Linked DNA regions of Mus musculus: region 2 is linked to region 1. The links are chromatin loops, found by intact Hi-C in ENCODE. Cell type or tissue: heart. All regions are shown on one strand. Links, peaks and the distances in the headings refer to the core of each region. The heading gives the core; the rest is flanking DNA.

Evidence for each region. A loop is a pair of places that touch in the nucleus more often than their neighbours do. Peaks named below come from ENCODE experiments on the same cell type or tissue, not always from the same donor. Only the 100,000 strongest peaks of a DNase experiment are listed, where the experiment ranks them.
Region 2: a loop joins it to region 1, with 2.1 times the contacts of the local background. A loop is called at or near these places in 1 of 42 quality-filtered maps.

What each region holds. Positions count from the first base shown.
Region 1 is chr3:95,430,228-95,440,116 of GRCm38, reverse strand. Arnt (aryl hydrocarbon receptor nuclear translocator) reads right to left here and starts at 5,727. Exons shown (of 22, transcript NM_001037737.2): 1 at 5,556-5,727. The coding sequence starts at 5,580. It also overlaps the pseudogene Gm4349. In heart, for the core only: no CTCF peak of the experiment used is centred there; a DNase peak (open chromatin) is centred at 5,796; H3K4me3 peaks cover 2,001 bases; H3K27ac peaks cover 2,030 bases.
Region 2 is chr3:95,584,433-95,594,321 of GRCm38, reverse strand. Hormad1 (HORMA domain containing 1) reads right to left here. Exons shown (of 15, transcript NM_001289532.1): 14 at 9,108-9,182; 15 at 6,462-6,941. The coding sequence ends at 6,864. Golph3l (golgi phosphoprotein 3-like) reads right to left here and starts at 5,388. Exons shown (of 5, transcript NM_146133.3): 1 at 5,188-5,388; 2 at 2,417-2,605. The coding sequence starts at 5,355. It overlaps Gm40097 (a long non-coding RNA gene), which reads left to right and starts at 5,505. Exons shown (of 3, transcript XR_867468.2): 1 at 5,505-5,677; 2 at 6,906-6,962; 3 at 8,421-8,441. In heart, for the core only: a CTCF peak has its summit at 5,515; a DNase peak (open chromatin) is centred at 5,511; H3K4me3 peaks cover 1,890 bases; H3K27ac peaks cover 1,243 bases.

The DNA.
Region 1 (9,889 bases), core at 3,381-7,380:
AGAGAAAAATAATAAATACTTAATAAATATGTTCATTTCTTTCTCTAGGTTTGTTTCCTTGCTATAAAATCAAAGAGTTATCATCCTTTGTTTTTATTTGTTTGAGACATGGTCTCTCTTGCTGTATAGTTTTGTCTGCCCTCAGAATTCACAGATCTTTGCTGGCACTGAAGCCCTTTAGGACAGTGCTGTTTTATTTACAATGGACTCACTCCCTGATATTTACCTACTGAAGTCATCATGGAAAATAGGACAGCAATCCTAAAAATAGATGGATTTAGCAAGGCATGGTAGGTCATGCCTATAATCCTAGTACTGGGGAAGCTGAGGCAGTCTCATGTAGCCCAGAAGTGGCCTTGAACTCACTACCCAGCTGAGGTTCTCATGTCCATCTCTTAAACACTCAGGAGAGATGGAGAGCCTAAGTCCAGCCTGAACCACACACCCAGACCCTGTCAAAACAGCAAGTCAAGCAATTCAACCAGGTTATACAAGCAGTGCCTACTACCTGAGGGTTGGGGAGTTGGCTCAGACTCTGCTGAGTTCAAGCCTACATTTTCAAAGGGGTGTTAAAGACATTCTTTTATTATTACAACATCTGGATGAAATCAGTTATATAGCTGACAAAACACTGGACAAATAATGGAAACATTTTTCAAGATTCTTTATAATATTGTAACATCAGAGAACTTTTCTCTATTTTGTATTTTAAACGACTTTATGTGTATGTTTTGCCTGTGTGTATATATGCAACACATGCAGGCTTGTTGTCCATGGAGGCCAGAAGGTGGCAATAGATCTACTGGAATTATAGCTGTGGGTAGTAGCACCAGTATGTGCTGGAACCAAACCTCAGTCAACTCCAAGAGCAGCCAGTGCTTGCTTCTAATGGCAGAACCACTCTCCAGCCATTTTTGTTTACTGATACACGGCTACCATTCTCAACGTAAGTCTTTACTTCTTAAATTCTAGGAAAATAGAGTAAAACTTGGTACCACAAGTCTACTGCATAAAAGTACACCAACTGAAGTTTCGTTCCAAAACTGTTATCCACTGAGTATGCAGTTCAGTTGGTAGAATGCTTGCCAGGCATGCACCAAGCCCTGGCTCCATCCATAGCACATGGTAAGACAGGCATGGTTGTAACTATAAGATCATAGCACTTGGATCAGAAATTTAAGATCAGGGCTGGAGAGATGATAGTTCAGCGGTTAAGAGTATTGACTGCTCTTCTAGAGGTCCTGGGTTTAATTCCCACCAACCACATGGTGGCTCACAACCATCTGTAATGGGATCTGATGCCCTCTTCTGGTGTCTCTGAAAACAGCTACAGTGTACTCAATATCAAGAAATAAGAGGCAAGCGGATTTCTAAGTTCGAGGCCAGCCTGGTCTACAGAGTGAGTTCCAGGACAGCCAGAGCTATACAGAGAAACCCTGTCTCGAAAAACAAAAAAACAAAAAAAGAAAGAAATCTTAAAAAATGAAAAAAAGAAATTCAAGGTCACCCTCAGAGACATAGTGAGTTTCAACCTAGCCTAGTCTAAATGAGACTTGCCTCAAAAACAAAAAGTTTATTGTATTTTAACTGCTGAGTTAGTAAAATGGTTCAATTCCTTTAAAAAGAAAGAAAAAAAAAAGAGATAAATTGATTGATTTGGGGGGCTGGAGAGATGGCTCAGTTGTTAAGACAACTTGGCATTCCTGCATAACACATGAGCTCAGTTCTGAGAACCCACATTAGATGGCTCACAACCACCTGTAATTGCACTACAAGAGAATCAACACACTCTTCTGCACCTGCACTCACATGAACAAACATACATGCAGTAATTACGGTCTTTTGAATGAGAATGGTCCCCACAGGCTCCTATATTTTAATTCTTGGTCCACAGTTGGTGTTAGTGTCTTGGGAAGAATTAGGAGGTATGGCTTTGTTGGAAGTAATACAGCTGCTGCCATGCTTCCAGTCACAGTGATCATGGACTCACCTCTGGAAAACTCAAGTCTAATAAAGCGATGCTTCTCTAAGTTCCCATGGTCATGGTGTCTCTTCATGGCCACAGAAAAGTAACTACTACACCAATGTGCATAATTTAATTAAAATCTTTTTTTGGGGGGGGGTGGGGGGAAAGTGGGGCTGGAGATATGACCAGCAATTAAGAACACTGACTAATTAATAATAAAGGGCTTGGTAGCTCAATCAAAAAAGAATTGCCAATCAAGCAATAAGGTCCTGAGTTAATCTCCAGAACCCACATGAAAAGACAAGGCATGGTAGCGTTTACTTGTATTTCCAGCATTGGTAAAGCCGAAACCCAGTGAGCTTGGGGCTCTCTAACCAGAAGTTTATCCTCTTTGGCCCACTCCAGGCCAGTAACAGATCCTGTCTCAAAAAGCGGAGGTGGGATGTGGAATGAAGACATGATCCAGTGGTTAAGAGCACTTGCTACACAATCTGGAGACCTGAGTTTGGATCCCAGAACCCACATAACAAGTCTGGCATCATCCTGCATCCACCAGGAATCCATGCACTCTGAGGATCCAAGGCAGGAAGACTGCTAGGCCTTGCTGACTGTCAGCCGAGCAAAACACACAAGCCTCAGGTTAAGGGAGACACCTGACCTGGAAGAAATAAGGCAGAGTGACACAGTAAGATGCCCACAGTTAAGAAGAAATTCTGCCTCAAAGGAATAAGACAGAAAGTTACAGAGGTGGATATCCGGTGTCTTCTGGCCTGTGTACAAGTGCACACTGAACATAGTAATTTCCCACTGTATATACCTCCAGTGGTGAATCTAATTTTCCAAAATTCAACAGGCCAAAACATATCCTGTTTGACACAAAAAGGAAGGAGGAAAAAGCAACAACAAAAGGCTCTATTTTATGACTTAAGTATCATGCATGTACTGAACATGGGATCAATAAATTAGAAGACATGGAAGAATTCTCCACATGGAAAAAAGAAATCTTGAGCTAGGAATGTAGCCCCCGGAAAAGGAAGTTAAGGCAGATGGTAAAGAGAGCAGGGGGTTAGTCTCACTGGGTCTGTCGTTCTCTGTTCTCCGCTCAGACCTACCATCCCATCTCATAAGAGGCTGAGGCTACGCAGGGATGTCAGCTACAGCAGGAACCACTGGGTGCTATGCCATAACTAACAGCAGACTAGAATTTAAGAAAACTCTTACATTCTCAGGTTAATTTTCAAAGGTTTGCTAAGAACCTACACCTCACCTTTTGAGGTTTTTGCTTGGTTTGGTCTGGCTTTTGATTTTGAAACAAGGTCTCACTATGTAGCATGGAACTGACTTTGTAGACCAAGATGGCCATGAACTAAGATATCCCCCTGCTTCTGCAAAGATTAAAGGAATTCCAGCCTATTCTCCCTCTGTTTGGTAAGTACCTATGATGACTCTGCCCACCTCAAAATTGAAGAAGCAAGCAATCAAATAACAATAAATAAAATCAATTATTTCTACTGGTGATGACACTCACAGCTTTAATCCAGCACTCAGGAGGCAGGAGCAAGCAGATCTTGAGTTGGAGGCCATCCTGGTCTACAGAGTGAGTTTCATGACAGCCAGGGATACATATAGAAGCCCTGCCTTGAAAAACCAAAGTCAAAACAAACAAACAAACAAACAAACAACTGTTTCATTAAAAAAGATTCTTAAATCGTACTTTTTAAAAAGTTTTGATAGTTTATATAGGATGGCACATGCGAGTGATTCCAGCACTTGAAGATAGAAGCAAGAAGACCACTGCAAGTTCAAGGCCAGCCTGATCTTCACAGAACACTGCAGGCCAGCCTCTCAAAATTCCCCACTCAGAAAAAAAAATAGAAAAAAATTACTATTTCCTGCTTACAGACTTAAGCTAATATTGATAAGGAAATGACTATTTGGTCAAGAAAGTGTTGTTTTAGTAATTGGTTTAAAATCAGAACAGGGCAGCTAGAAAAGCTTCTGACTTACTAACGTGTCTCTACGGCCTTAACAAGAGAGACACTTTGCAGTCTGAAGAGTTATATAAGGATTTTGCAACATGGGATCAGTTTGAAATCTTGTTTACTCTAATCAGACATGGGCTATTTTGCTACAAGGTCTGATTTTCTCTAACATTTTTCAGTTGTATAGTTTTATTCTATAATTCATCAAATATTCCAATAGTTTCCTGACAATTTACTTCATCTTCATGTAAAAAAAATAATAATTTAGGATTTAAAAAACTGATATTCAGGGGCTGAAAGGAAGGTTCAGTAGTTGTGAGTATGTGTTACTCTTCTAGGACCTAATGTCAGTTCCTAGCATCCACATCACGGGGCTTTCAACTGCCTGAAACTCTTGCTGCAGGGGATCCAACACCCTATTCTGGACTCCTCCCATTCCTGCACTCACAAGTAGACATTATCATATACATAATTTCTAAAGCTTAAAAATATTTTTTTTAAAGTTGATATTGACACATGAATTTGAAGCCAACCTGGGCTACATATAAGTTCTAGGACTCTCTCTCTCTCTCTCTCTCTCTCTCTCTTAAAAAAAAAGGCTGTTTCCAAAAATAATGGGAAAACAATACATTTCCCAGTGTTTCAGCTATTGTGTGTATGTATATACATACGTGTGTGTACCCTGTTACTGTAATATAGTACATTAACAAGATAAAATTTAAAAGTTCAATGTGAAATAGCAGAGACCAATATTACACAACCCTCCCTCCAAACTCTTCGATGATACAGACTTCTGGGAAATGATGGATTTACTTTGTTGGAAAATAACAAGGTAAATTAGCCCAACTAAAATGAAATACTTCCTAAGATGTAACTGAATACAGTAGAAAGGACTGAGAGGGAGACTGCAGTGATCCAAAGTCAACCGGGGGCTGGAATGAGACAAGACTCAAAATAAGATGAACGAGAGACAGAGACAGACAGACAAACAAGCAAGAGGACGTCCACAGACAAATGGCGCGGGACATTTTTCTGAAAGAACAGGAGTTGCTCCACCTCGACCTAACAAGATTTAAACCTGGGTTCTGGACTAAAGACCTGTCCTGAACTATTACCATTACCCAAACCTCTGCCTTCAGCAGCAAGACACTAATAACTACGCTAAAACCCTAAATTTCAAAGTATAGGAGTTACAAGAATCTGAGCAGATTCTCAAAGAACTAAGTTTTCCATTTAAATGTAAACCAAGTGTAGAATCAAGCAAGACTTTGCAAAACGTCAACGTGGCCCCGTCTATAGCCCAGTTTACGCTCGCAGTTACACCAAGTCAGTTTGCCCAGTTACTTACTAGGCATCAGGGGAACATCAGCTGGCAGAGGGTTAAAAGACCACAACACTCCCTAACACCGCAGGCAGAGTGGAGACGCTGGCCAAGCGCCACCACTACTCCAGAAGTTGGGGCACGGAGCCCCCAAACACCCGTCACCCGTTCCCCAGGTCCTCCGGGCAGGGCGCCTCCTCGACACCCCTCCCCCAACACCCGAACGCCACGGCCCTGCTGCTCTGCTCTGGCTCTCCGCACTTGTCAGTCCTTTCTGCCGCCTCACCTGGGTTAGCTGTAGTCGCCGCCATGGTCGAGATGGCACCGTCCCTGCGCCACCCTCGGTGGGAGGGGCAGCCGCCACCGAGCTGGGGGAGGGGAGGGAAGAGCCACTCCGCAGATTAGGCACCTTACCGCCGCCACCGCTACCGCGGAATCCAAGATGGCGGACGCCCACCCCCCTCCCCATCCTGGGCAGAAGACACGCCCCAAACTATGGGCGCGGTCAGTCTCCAGACAGCCTCCCTGGGAGAACTGGCCAATAGAAACAGTAAGTCGCCATAGAGGCCGGGCTAGTGACTCGGCCAGTGAGTCCGGTGACCCGAGGAGTGCTAGGAAGCCTGAGCTAGGAAGCCAACCAGCTGTTTCCCTAATCCGGCCTTCTCGGCGTCAGAGATTCATAACCAAATTGACGTCAGTGAAATGCAAAGAAAACGAGCATTTTACTAAAATGTTTTCTTTCTTAGTGGGCTCATCAGCATATGCTTCCTACAGACGATTTGTTATGCAAACCCTCTTTATAGGTTCTAACACAGGGATCACTAATCCATTCTAGGTTGTTTTTTCTTTATGAACTTTTGTCACTAGTAAAAGTCCGATAACTAATTCTTAAGAGTTGGCTCTGAAGCTGGTAGGAAAAAGCTGGGTGATTACGTGGTACCAAAGATGCCAACATTTGAAATGGAGACAACGAACAAAGAATTTTTATTAAACAAGTATTCCAGAACTCAGAATGCAAAGACCAGTCTGTACTACAAAATGAAACTAGTCCCTTTCTCTGCCCTCCAAAAGTGAGGTGTCCTATGTCACAAGTTTTTTTAAAATGACAAGGTAGTAAACACACAGACGTAATGTCTAATTATAAGAACTGAGCAATTCAGAACAGACAATGTCGACTCAAAACACTGTGAGATAAATTCTATAATTTTACAAATCAAGAACTACAAGCAGGGGCTGGAGAGATGGCTCAGCGGGTAAGAGCACTGACTGCTCTTTCAGAGGTCCTGCGTTCAAATCCCAGCAACCACATGGTGGCCCACAACCACCCCTAATGAGATCTAACGCCCTCGTCTGGTGTGTTTGAAGACAATTACAGTGTACTTATTTAGAATAATAAATAAATCTTTGGGCCAGAGAAAGCAGGAACTGAGTGAGCCGACCAACTGGAGTGGGCGAGGTTGATTGGAGCAAGCAGAGGTCCTAAAGTCAATACCCAATAACCACATGAAGGCTCACAGCCATCTGTACAGCTACAGTGTACTCATATACATAAAATAAATAAATAAATCTTAAAAATATATATTTAAAAAAAAAAAAGAACTACAAACAGATCCAGGCATAGTGATGCATGCCTTTAATCCTAGTACTCAGGAGGCAGAGACTGGCCAATTTCTCTGAGTTCAATGCCAGCCTGGTCTACATAGTGAGTTCTAAGACAGCAGGAGCTATATATAGAAAGACACTATCTCAAAAACAAACAAAAACCAAAGACATGAAACAAAGGCCACCTTGCAAATTAATCCAGTAGTGAGAAGCAAAGTGAATGAAACTAACACCCAAAGTCTATTATATTCATCACCATGTATATGTGGACTGGGGGGAGGAGGGTAATTTTGTTCTTTGAAACAAGGTCTCATGTAGCCTAGACTGACCCCAAATTCACTATGAGGATGAAAATGGTCTTGAATTCACCCTCTCCTTCCAATGTTAGAACTATAAGCATATGGCACTACTCTTTGGCTTGTTGTCAGTCTGATTCACCAAAAAAAATTTTTTTAATTAGCCATAAAGACGACTCCACTACACAGCTACACCTAACATCCCAAGATCCAATGCTCTGAACTTACACAAGGAGAGGACTCCTGCAAATTATCTTCAACTTTCCTCACACCAAAACATGTGCACTCACACATACACAAAAATTTTAAAAACATTTAGAAGTAGAACTGACAAGATGGCTCAAGAGCTAAAGGTACTTGAAGTTGGATTCTCCAAAAGCCACACAATGGTTCGAGGAGAGAACTAACTCCCATTCACTAAAAAGAGGTGCAGTGAGAGGCGCAGTGACATCATGCTGGCTTCTCGTTTGTTGGTTGCTTGCTTGCTTTAGGTTATTTGGTTGGTTTGGTTGGTTTGTTTAGACATTTTCTTGGGGTTTTGAATAGTTTTATTTTTAATTATGTGAATGTGTCTGCATTTAAGTCAGTACACCTGAGTATTGGAACACAATTAGACAGACAAGAAAGATCCCATTAACCTGGAGTTTCAAACAGTTGTGAACAGATAGAAATCCACCTGCTTTCACACTTTCATTTGCTGGCATTAAAGGGGGGCACCACTATGCCAAGATGGAGGCATTGCCTTAATGGCTTTTCCTCCTCTCAGATGATCTTAGCTTGTGTCAAATTTACAAAAACAAAACAAAACAAAACAAAACATGACATCTATATGGCACACTTTAATATAAGAAATTGTAGTTCACTGGCATTACATGCTTTTAATCCCAGTACTTGGGAGGTAGAGGCCAATGGATCTCTTTGAGTTGGATGCCAGCCAGGTCTACAAATTAAGATCTAAAGCAGCCAGGATGATTAACACAAAGAAACTATGTGTTGAAAAACCAAACAAAAAGTCATGGTTAAAAACTTTTTTTTTTTAGTATATAATAGACATGTTGATTACACCTATAATCATGTAGTAAAAAAAGCCATGTGTAGTGGCTATTCCTGGTTGTCAACTTGACAATATTTGGAATGAACTACAATCCGGAATTGGAAGGCTCACCAGTGACCCTTATCTGGAGGCTTGGAGATCCTTATCTGGATCTTGGTTTGAAGATCTTGAGCCATAGTGGCTATGGATTCCAGAAGATTGAATCTCCGAGTTAAGGAACACACCTTTAATCTGGGCTATGCCTTTCATCTGGGATTAAAGGTGTGGTGGAACACACCTTTAATCTGGGCTACACCTTCTGCTGGAGACAATATAAGGACATTGGAAGAAGGGAGTCTAGCTCTTGCTCTTGCTCCTTCGCCTGCTTGCTGCGTGAGACTGAGTAACTGCTAGATCCTTGGACTTCCATTCACAGCTGCGACTGAACAATTGTTGGGAATTGGGCTGCCGACTGTAAGTCATCAATAAATTCCTTTACTATCTAGAGACTATCTGTAAGTTCTGTGACTCTAGAGAACCCTGACTAATACACCATGATACAAGGATCACTTCAAGTTTGAGGATAGCCTGGCCTACATGGTTAGGCCGAGATAGCCCGAGTGACAAACAGTGTGGGTTGTAAGCTTGCGAATCTGAGTTTGAATCCCCCCAATTCATGTTAAAAAAGGAAAAAAAAACAAAACAAAACAAAACCTGAACATTGCTAAATATGTAACTCTGGTGCTTGTTGGATAGAAACACATCCCCAAGTGGCCAACTAGCCCAATGGCACTAAGTCAGAACATAATAGAGGAAGACACTGGATGTTGTTGTAACTTGATGCTTAGAGTTTACTGCTTCATGTACTACATACATAGCACACATCAGAACCACAATGCAAAACAAACAAAAAAAAAAGTTACCAAGGGAAGTATTTACTAAATGTTTCATGGTGTTCATGGACCAGCCCACTGTGAGTGGTACCATTCCATAGACTTCATAAATACACAAATAAAGAGAGTGATTGGAGGAGCAGCAGGATGAGACACTCCCTCTGTTTCCAGATTGCAGAACAATGTGACCAGATGCTTTAGGCTTTTGCCACTGTGATTTCCCCGACCATCATGGATATGATCTGGAACTTGGAACCAGGATCAGCCCCCTTAACCTTCAAATGATTTTGTCAGATTATTTGATCACCATAACTGAAAAAGAAACTCAGACATAGGCAAACTACACACAAACACATGGGGGAAAAGACAGAAAATAAGTATACCTTATCTGAAATGGGGAAAGGAAGCAATCAGAATACAGAAAACACTTACGATGCTAAGAATACTTACTTGTTGTCATAATAAGTCAGTCAGGTATTTGGCATAGTAAGTAATGACAATGTGATTCTTTACGTGCAACATACTTGTCTTCCAGTATTTCAGCTTCCATTCTAAGACTTTTCTGACCAAAGCTTCATCATTTACCTGAATCAATACTGAGGACATCATCATCTTCATCAGGAATCTCAATGATCTCTGTGGGCCGGGAAGCTTCATCCTCAGAGCTACTGTCATGATACTGTAGTCCCAGCTTAGAGTAGAAATCCTTCACCAAAGACTCACAGTTAGTCACTTCCCTGATATTGGAACACATGCAGAAAAGATCAAAGCCAGTGGAGACAGTGCGGTACAAGAG
Region 2 (9,889 bases), core at 3,894-7,893, 150 kb before region 1:
CCAATTCTACTATAAAATAAATGCTCTCTCTAGGAAGAAACAGGACAGTTGCTGTGGATTTGGTCTACCTAGTTACTGAGTTCCAGGACAGTTAAGCAAAACTCTGTCTTCAACAACAACAAAACAATTAAAAAAAAATAGTTGGGCTGGGGAATGTCATTTCTTTGATAAAGTACTTGTCTAACATGTATGAAGCCCTAGGGTCAATCCCCAGCATTATATAAGCACATATATATGGGATTAAGCACATGCCTTAATCCCAGAACTGGAGGTGAAGACAGGAGGATCATGAAGGTCATCCTCTATATATAATGAGTCTTCAGAAAGTCTGGGCTACATGAGACTCAAGTAAAAATAACAATTAAAAAAATTGTTCTTTTTTTCATTTGAAACAAAGCCTCACCATGTAATCCACTGTCCTTAAACTTGCTATCTAGCTCAGGTTGACGCTGAACCCTTGATTATATAGACTAATGATTCCTGAATGACAGAACTGCACTGTGACACTTTGGCCTAAATTCTCTACAAGTAAGGAGTCATTTAGAAATAAAAAAAAAAAATGAGGGCTGGAGAGATGGTTCAGTGTTAAAGATCACTGACTACTCTTTCTGAGGTCCTGAGTTTAATTCCTAGCAACCATATGGTGGCCCACAACCATCTGTAATGGGACCCTATGCCTTCTTCTGGTGTGTCTGAATACAATGACAGTATACTCACATACATAAAATAAATAAATAATAACTTAAATTTAAAAAATAAAAAAAGGTGAAATTATTACTTTGTTTTACTTTTGAGACAGGGTCTTAGCATGGCATTGATGAAGCCTTGGACTTTATAACTACCCTTAGCCTTCCAAGTGTTAGGATACATAGGCATTAATGGGGATTGCTGTTGAAAACAGATATTTTTTTTTAAAAAGATGTATTTAGCCGGGCGTGGTGGCGCACGCCTTTAATCCCAGCACTCGGGAGGCAGAGGCAGGCAGATTTCTGAGTTCGAGGCCAACCTGGTCTACAAAGTGAGTTCCAGGACAGCCAGGGCTATACAGAGAAACCCTGTCTCCAAAAAAAACCAAAAAAACCCCAATCCTCCCCCCCCAAAAAAGATGTATTTATTTTATCTATATGAGTGCTCTATCTGCCTGTATAGCTGCATACCAGAATAGGGTAACAGATTACATTACAAATGGTTGTGAGCCACCATCTGGCTGCTGGAAATTGAACTCAGGATCTCTGGAAGAGCAGCCAGTGTTCTTAATGGTTGAGCCATCTCTACAGATACGTACATACAAATAAAAAAAAAACTTAAAAAATTGTTACAAGATCCACAGAAGAAAATGAAAAACAAAAAAACTAAAAACCTATTGTTCCCCCTGCTCCTTGTTTTGACAAGGTCTCTCTACGTAGTCCTGGCTGTCCTGGAATTCACTATGTACACGCATTAGGCTGGTCTAGAATTCTCAGAGAGCTGCTTGCTTCTGCCTCTTTGAGTGCTGGGGTTTAATGAGTGCACCACCACAAATGGCACACCTGGCTCCCTTTTGGTTTTCTGAGATAGGGTTTCTTTTTTTTTTTTTTAAGATTTATTTATTTATTATATGTAAGTCACTGTAGCTGTCTTCAGACACTCCAGAAGAGGGCATCAGATTTCGTTATGGATGGTTGTGAGCCACCATGTGGTTGCTGGGATTTGAACTCGGGACCTTCAGAAGAGCAGTCGGCGCTCTTAACCACTGAGCCATCTCACCAGCCCCTGAGATAGGGTTTCAAACTGCCAAGTACCTCAGGTTAGCTTTGAATTCAATATGTGAGTGAGATGATCTAGAACTCCTGATCCTCCTGCCTCCACCTCCCCAGTGCTGGAATCATAGATGTAAATCCACCAATCATGGCTTGAAAAAATTATTTATACTATAAGAAACTCAGTTATTTGTTTCTGTAAAACAGATAGTCATGCATATTCCTTGTTTTTATTTGCTTGTTTTAAGACATAGCCCTGATGAGCCTATAACTCATTGGGTAGATCAGGTTGGCCTTGAACTCTTGGGGATGTTCTTGGTGTTGGGAATTCTAGCCTCACAAATGTGTGCCACCATATCTGCTGTTGTTCTTGTCTTTGAAACTTCTCTTCAAAGCTCAAGAAGACTTCACTATATGGGTCTCTTTCTTAGTTTAATAAAAGATCACTGCTCTACCATCAAACTAAGCTAGGAAATAGGTACTAACACAATGCTATCCATCTCTTTCATCTATAATTTTCCAATTAAATTATACTTCAAGTAATTATATTTCTGGATTCTATCTTGTAGATATTCTCTTTCCCATGTTCCTCCAACTCCAATGTAGGTGGAGTCTTACTTCCTAAAATATTCTAAGACTTGTGTGTTTGAATTGAACTAGAAAACTTAAGTCATTACCTCTTTATCTTTTAGCCCCAGGAGCAATACTTCTTCCATAAGAGTGAGGCGGATATCCTTAGAGTCTCCAGGGTCTTCATTATCTGGACTCCTTTCTTGATTAGTGTCTTCCTCACTTTCTATTTTCTTTTCAGAGCTCTTACTTACTTCAGTTCGACGGGTTCTATGAGTTAATGTTGTCATTCTTACCTGTTGGTAAAGAGATGTGAAAAATATCTGTGTGCTTTAGTAAATAAACAAATACAGGTTCACAGAAGACCTACACGCATAAACACACCACATACATGGGAAAATATGTAAGTTTAAATACAGAAAGAGATAGTATAAACATTGAACATGATTCTCTTTTTCAAAGTATAGCAAGCTTAAATTCCAAAGAAAGCAACGAAAAGTGATGACCAATAATTTAAAAGTCCACTAGAAAGACCATATTTTATCATGCTTATTTCTTGGGCATTGCCTACAACCCAGAAGTGAATTTGTATCACCATGAAATGGGTCCCCAAATTAAATAAGATGGGTTAGCAAAACTTCATGAGCATGTGGCTTCTTGAGTTACACATAATTTGTAATTTTTGTAACGTTAAACACATTTTAAAATTATTGTGTATTCACGTACATAATATTTGTGGGTGCTTGTGCCATGTGCACATGAGGAGGTCAGAGAACAACTTGTTGTAGTTCACTTTCTCTTACCTTTCAACAAGTTCTGAGCATTGAAGTCAGGTTGCTTAGCCTGTATAGCAATTGGCTTTACCCACCCATTGAACCATCTCTCCATGTCTATGTTTTAATATTTTTTTCCTTTTAATTTATGTTGTATACATGAGTTTTTTGCCTGCATGTGTGTCTGTGTACCCACATGTCGTGCTTGGTGCCTGAGCAAGTGTGAGTCTCCATGTGGGTGCTGGGAATCAAATCCAGGTACTTTGCATAAACAAGTGCTATTAACCATTGAGCCAACCCTCCAGACCAGTATTTTCTTTCTTTCTTTTATTTTGTTACCATAACAACTCATTTCCAAGTATGGCAATTTAGCATTCTATCTGGTTATTTTGTGAAAACACAAATAACTTCAATAACAACAAAAGCCCAGCAAGAATGTTAAAAGATTATCAAATTTGCAAAAGAAAATGGGGCTAGGGCTGGAGAGATGGCTCAGTGGTTAAGAGCACTGACTGCTCTTCCAGAAGTCCTGAGTTCAATTCCCAGCAATCACATGGTGGCTGACAACCATCTGTAATGGGATCTGATGCCCTCTTCTGGTGTGACTTCTTCAGACAGTGTACTCATATACATGAAATAAATAGAATGTCTTTTTTTTTTTAAGTATAGAATAGGGTTTATTAAGGGCATGGGGAGGGGAGTTACGAGGGTAGTAGAGGCAGAGAAAGAGAGTAGAGAAGTAGAGGAGTCATGAGCACGTGGAGAGAGAGGTGGGACGGGAATGGGGAGAGAAAGGGGAAGGGAAGCAGGGAAAGAGCAAGGGAGGAGCAAGAGACCAAGAGGGCAAGAACTAAAATAAGTCTTTTTAAAGAAAGAATTCATTCAAAAAAGAAAAAGAAAAAGGGGCTAGAATATGGCTCAGTGTTACAGTTACAGCATAGTGTTATTTAGCATATATAAGGTCCTAAGTACCATTCCCATAAATGGGGGAAAAAAAATCTGAGCACACACCCTTTTATACTAAGCATTACACTTGTCTAAGTCATCTGTGATAAAGCTTAAAGTTAGCACAGTTCATACAAATGTAAATGTATTTTATTTTTCGTTTGTTTAGAACGAAACAAAACAGGGTTGCTCTGTGTAAATGTCCTAGCTATCTTGGAATTCATTATGTAGACCAGGCTGGCCTTGAACTTAGAGATCCACCTGCCTCTGCTCCCCAAGTGCTGGAATTAGAGGTGTGTCACCACTGCCTGGTATAAATGTCAATTTTTATGATTAAAAGCAAGTCAAAAACTATCAGCAATTATATATCTTTGAGGTCAAAAGAATAATATTTAAAATGTGCTATGGTTGTGCCTAGTTCAACAATTTTATCTTGCTTTCTTTCTGCCTCTGATCCTTGTGATCTTGGAGTTTTCTTCCTTTTCCTTTCCTCCCTAAATACTGTCTGTCCAGTCTTTGAAGGCCTACTAAAGACAAGTGAGGCCTTAAGGTGAATTCTATCTCTCCACTATGCATATATTAAACACTTAGAAATGGATTTTTCTTCAGTTGTATGTAAACAGAAATTTATACTTAAGCCCTTTAAAATGTTTATTATAGTCCCTCTTTTGTTATGGCTGTCTGTTACATTAAACTTCTCCAGGGCTGAAATATTGTCATCTTTTAATTTTTATATTCTCCATAGCAACTAGCACAATATCTTTAACGTTTTAACTGCTCAAATAAATATATACTCATTAAACAGCACCAGAAATACACACCAAGAGTCTTACAAACAATTCTTCATACAAGCGTATATTTCAAATATAATTTTCAGGGGAAGTAAGAAGAGTGAAGGAACAGAACACAGAACAATGCCTTAGGGTGCCAATTCCATTTGGCATTATTTCCAAACCCAATCCAAGAAACTTTAACACCCCGGGGAGAATGGGGGCAATTTTCTTTGAGGAATTCATCATTTCCCTGTGGCCACTTATTAGTTAAAATACCCTACTTGAAAACATGATGAGCAACAACAAATAAGTAAAAACCACCCTTTCTCTCTAAAGTAAAATACTGACCAGCTCTGTTGGATGTTAAGAAGTGTTATATTTGCTCACCTGACGTTGCTCCTGAGCTGCAGTGGGACGTAGGCTGCAGTTCGCGCTCTCGTTTTGGAGGGCACCTGTTTCCCGTACCCTAGGCGGGTTCCAGTAGGTGAAAAACTTCTCAGCCACACAGAGAGTACAAACTTCCTGATCCTTCGTTGCAGAGAGGGAATAACACATCAGCTTCCTCAGGATCACTAGGCAACCTACCTTGGTGTTTCTTCATTGGGCCAATCAGAAACCCCCAAGTTTGACTCTAGCCAATCGGAGCTTACGAGGGGAGGTCCTCCGGGCTATTGTGTTGCGATCCAGACAAACATCACCAAAAGGAGGCAGGTTTGGGTTCAACCTGACAGCTGGTCTGTCCAATGAAGGAACCTCGGTGGCTGCGAGGAAAAGGCTGCATCCCACCCCGATGAAATTACCCAATCAAAGTATTCTGTGAGATAGCACAGTGCTGCCAATCACGAAAGGATTCTGTTGGCCAATTTCAGTGTAGCAGGTGTTTTTCTGTAGCTGTCTGTATTGGCACTGCTGGTTAAGAAATGTTGGCATCCAAGCAATAAGGCTAAGAGTAAACTCTGAGCTTAACTTTGCCTCTAGAAAAACGTAATCTGACTCGGTTTGTGCTGTTTATACTGAACAGCATGGGTACTATTACACACATAACAGCTCTAGAGGGATGTTATCCCACTTTGATAATCCTGTAGCTACTGTACAGTTTGGAATATGGCTGCTAAAATTACAAGACGGAAACAGATCAAGTTTTTAGGTCTTCCTTTTCTGAAGCAAAGGAAGCAAATAGCTTGGGTGGGGCTAGGTTCCAGGTCTCTCAGCAAAACAATTGTTCACACTACCACTCAAAAGTTCTAAAATGTGTCCACCTCGCGAAAGATATACTTACTTAAATTCTCTCAAAATTAATAGCTGAACACTTTCTGTTAATTAAATAACTAGAAGCCCTGAAAGACCCTGCACACTGAGCATCTTAGTCATGGTATTAAGATGCCGGTCTTTTTTTTATTGGCCATTGCTTTTATCATTTTTGCTCTAAATACATATTTAAAAGTTGTTAATAGGGCTGGTGAGATGGCTCAGCGGTTAAGAGTGCCGACTGCTCTTCCAAAGGTCATGAGTTCAAATCCCAGCAACCACATGGTGGCTCATAACCATCTGTAATGAAATCTGATGCCCTCTTCTGGTGTGTCTGAAGACAGCTACAGTGTACTTACATATAATAAATAAATAAATATTAAAAAAAAAAAGTTGTTAATAACACACTATATCAAAATAGCAAACATTGTTTTAATAGCACCAAGTAAATGGTACAGTTTTAACATAAGTAAAAAGTGTATCCTTACAGAATTTTAAAGTCAGAATAAACACTTCAAAAATGGTTTTAGAGGGCCTTAAAACTTAACACATTTAAAAAAAAAGCTTTCTTTAAAATAGAAGGCAGGTTGTATTCAGTGGATATGAGCAGAATCAATGACATTTGTATTTTTGTTTAGTCAAAAGTTCCCTTGGATTTATCTCAGGTAAACACAATATAATAGCTAAAACTTTTATTAGTTTAATAACTATGAACTACAAAATAATTTTCAGAGGTACAGAAGGCACACCTTCAAATAATACAGCATATTAGTTTAAATGTTGAGAACTGCAAATTTGCATAAGAAAAATAATTTTTAGGTATGTTCCTTTGGTTCACTAACTCTCCTTTTCTTCAGCACTGACTCTTGACTAGATTCCAAGACGTGAAGGACCTGTTAAAAGAAAACAACTACGTAAGAGACTTTAATTTTTTGGGGGTGGGGTTCAAGACAGGGTTTCTCTATATAGCCCTGGCTGTCCTGGAACTCACTTTGTAGACCAGGCTGGCCTCGAACTCAAAAATCCGCCTGCCTCTGCCTCCCAAGTGCTGGGATTAAAGGCGTGAGCCACCACGCTCGGTGAGACTTTAATTTTTTTACAGTTTAAAATTAAAAAAAATGTGTGTATATGTTTGTTTCCCTGTGTGTGGGTAGAGTACATGAATGCAGGTTCCCTTAGATGCCAGAGTGTGGCACTTGATTCTCTAAAGCTGGGATAGAAGGGAGTTGTGAGCTGCCAGATGAGTGTGTTGGGAACAAAACTCTAGTCCTCTGTTAGAGCAGTAGGTGTTCTTAATAACACCTTTCCAGGCCCCCAATTACAAATTTCTTAATATTTATTTGTGGTGTGTTGTGTGTGAAAATACAAGTATGCAGGTCAGAAGACACTTATAGCAGTTGGGTCTCTCCTCTTGTTATGTGGGGTCCTGTAGATCAAATTTAGGTACCAGAGGGCAAAATGCTTTTAATGCTGGAGTATTTCACTGGCCAAAGATTTTCTAGTTTAAATATCTCTTAACTGAGGGCCCTCCCCCTGCTCACAATAAAAATAGTATGCTACAGTAAAATTTCTTTGTTTTTGAGACAGAGTCTCACATGATCTAGAATTGCTTCCTATGCACTATGTATAGCAAAGGTTGGCTTTGAACTTCTCATCTCTCATTGTACACTCAGTGCTGGGATCATGGGAATGTGCTCCTACATATGGTTTGGTGTGGTGGTGAAAGTCTAGTAACACAGGGTTCTATGCATGCTAAGCAGGCACTCTACTGACTGAATGACATCTCCAGCCCAGCATAGGTATTTTCTACTAAGATATGCTACCTGGGATAATTTTATTTATTTGTTTGTTTGTTTGTTTGTTTTTGTTTTTGTTTTTGTTTTTTGAGACAGGGTTTCTCTGTGTAGCCCTGGCTGTCCTGGAACTCACTCTGTAGACCAGGCTGGCCTCAAACTCAGAAATTTGCCTGGGATAATTTTAAAGTAGAGTATAATTTATTGTTGACATACAACTTATCTAAAAGTATATCCTCACAAAAGGTAAGATATTTGAGTTGTTTTAGATAGAAGAAAAATAATTGTAAGATTATATCACTGAAATAGTAAAATAAAAATTGGAGAAATGAAAAGGAAATAAAGATTTTAATCAAAAAACAGGAAAACATTTTACTTTGGGCCATGTGAGATTTAAATCTCTTTTAAGGTAGGGTAGCTCATGCCTATACTTGCAGCAGTTTGGTAGGCAGAAGCATTACGATCACAAGTTCATGCAGCCTCGGCTATATGGTTCCACCAATGCACAAGCTCCATCATGTCTTGATAAACCTTAGGCATCCAGTGTATCCATTTTGTTGTGTTCTTTTCCTTTTGTAGTGCTGAAGATGAAAACCCAAGTCCTCACAAATTAAAGGTAAGAACAATACCTTCATCTCCAGCAGATACATTTGAATATATGCAAAAATGAATTAGAGAACTTCCAACAAAATTCCTTTAATGAACTTTCATTTTCTGGAAAAAATTAAAGTATAAATGACAAACTAGATTGTGGTTCCTAAGAAAGTGTCAGTGTTTAAAACATTAAGAAAAATTTAAGCCTGGAGAGATGGCTCAGTGGTTGAGAGGATGAACTGCTCCTTTAGACCCTATGTTCCATTCCCAGCACCCGTCAGGTGTCTCACAAATCACCTTTAACTCCAAGTCCAGGGCATCTTGTTTGTCACCTACACTCAGGTGCATTTATCTGTGCAGAAACACAAACACATAAACTTACTTTCTTTCTTTCTTTCTTTCTTTCTTTCTTTCTTTCTTTCTTTCTTTCTTTCTTCCTTCCTTCCTTCCTTCCTTCCTTCCTTCCTTTCTTTTTTTTCTTTTTCTTTTCTTTTCTTTCTTTTTTTTTTTTTTTTTTGAGAAAATGTCTCTCTGCACTGCCCTGGCTATTCTGGAATGTTGACCACAGCTTTGAGGTATGTTCATGTGTATCAAAGTTGTTATCTTAATATACAGTAATGACATTCAGATATTTGCCACTTTATTTAACCCATTCAGTATCATTAGACTTACTGTTTTCCTAAATTGACGAAGACTTCTCTTCCGATTTTCTTTAGAAGTTTGTCCTTGTTGATTATTTCCATTTACCTTCACAAAGACAGAAAATTACTATTTCATTATTTCTCAAACAGGCAACAGTTGATTTCTTTAGCCTCATGATATTATATGAAGTTAAAAAGTTACACTGACACATAACTCAGATGCTACATAATTTACCTATTTTAAATACACAGTTGAGTAATTGACCACTATGCTCAGTATTAGAATACTTTCATCTCTCTGGAAGTCCTGTAGAAGGCCCATCTTCTTCAGCTATCGATCTCCTATCCCCCAGTCTCCTGCCATTTCCAATATTTTCTGTTTCAATCACTTTCCAAATGTTTCCTTGTATTTTAAGACAGAGTCTCTCTGTCTTCAGGATAGTCCTGGCTGTCCTGAAACTCACAGAGATCTGCCTGACTCTGCCCCCTTTTATTTATTTATTTATTTATTTATTTATTTATTTATTATTTATACTAGTACACTATAGTTGTCTTCAGACACACCAGAAGAGGGCATCAGATCCCATTACAGATGATTGTGAGCCACCATGTGGTTGCTGGGAATTGAACTCAAGACCTTTCAGAAGAGCAGTCAGTGCTCTTAACCGCTGAGCCATCTCTCCAGCCCCTGACTCTGCCTCCTTAGTACTGGGACTAAGTACTGGATGGGACTTAGTACTAGAAGTCATGACATCCAGTCCCAAATTCTGACTCTCACATGAACAGAATCTTGGTATATGGTCTCTGTGGTTT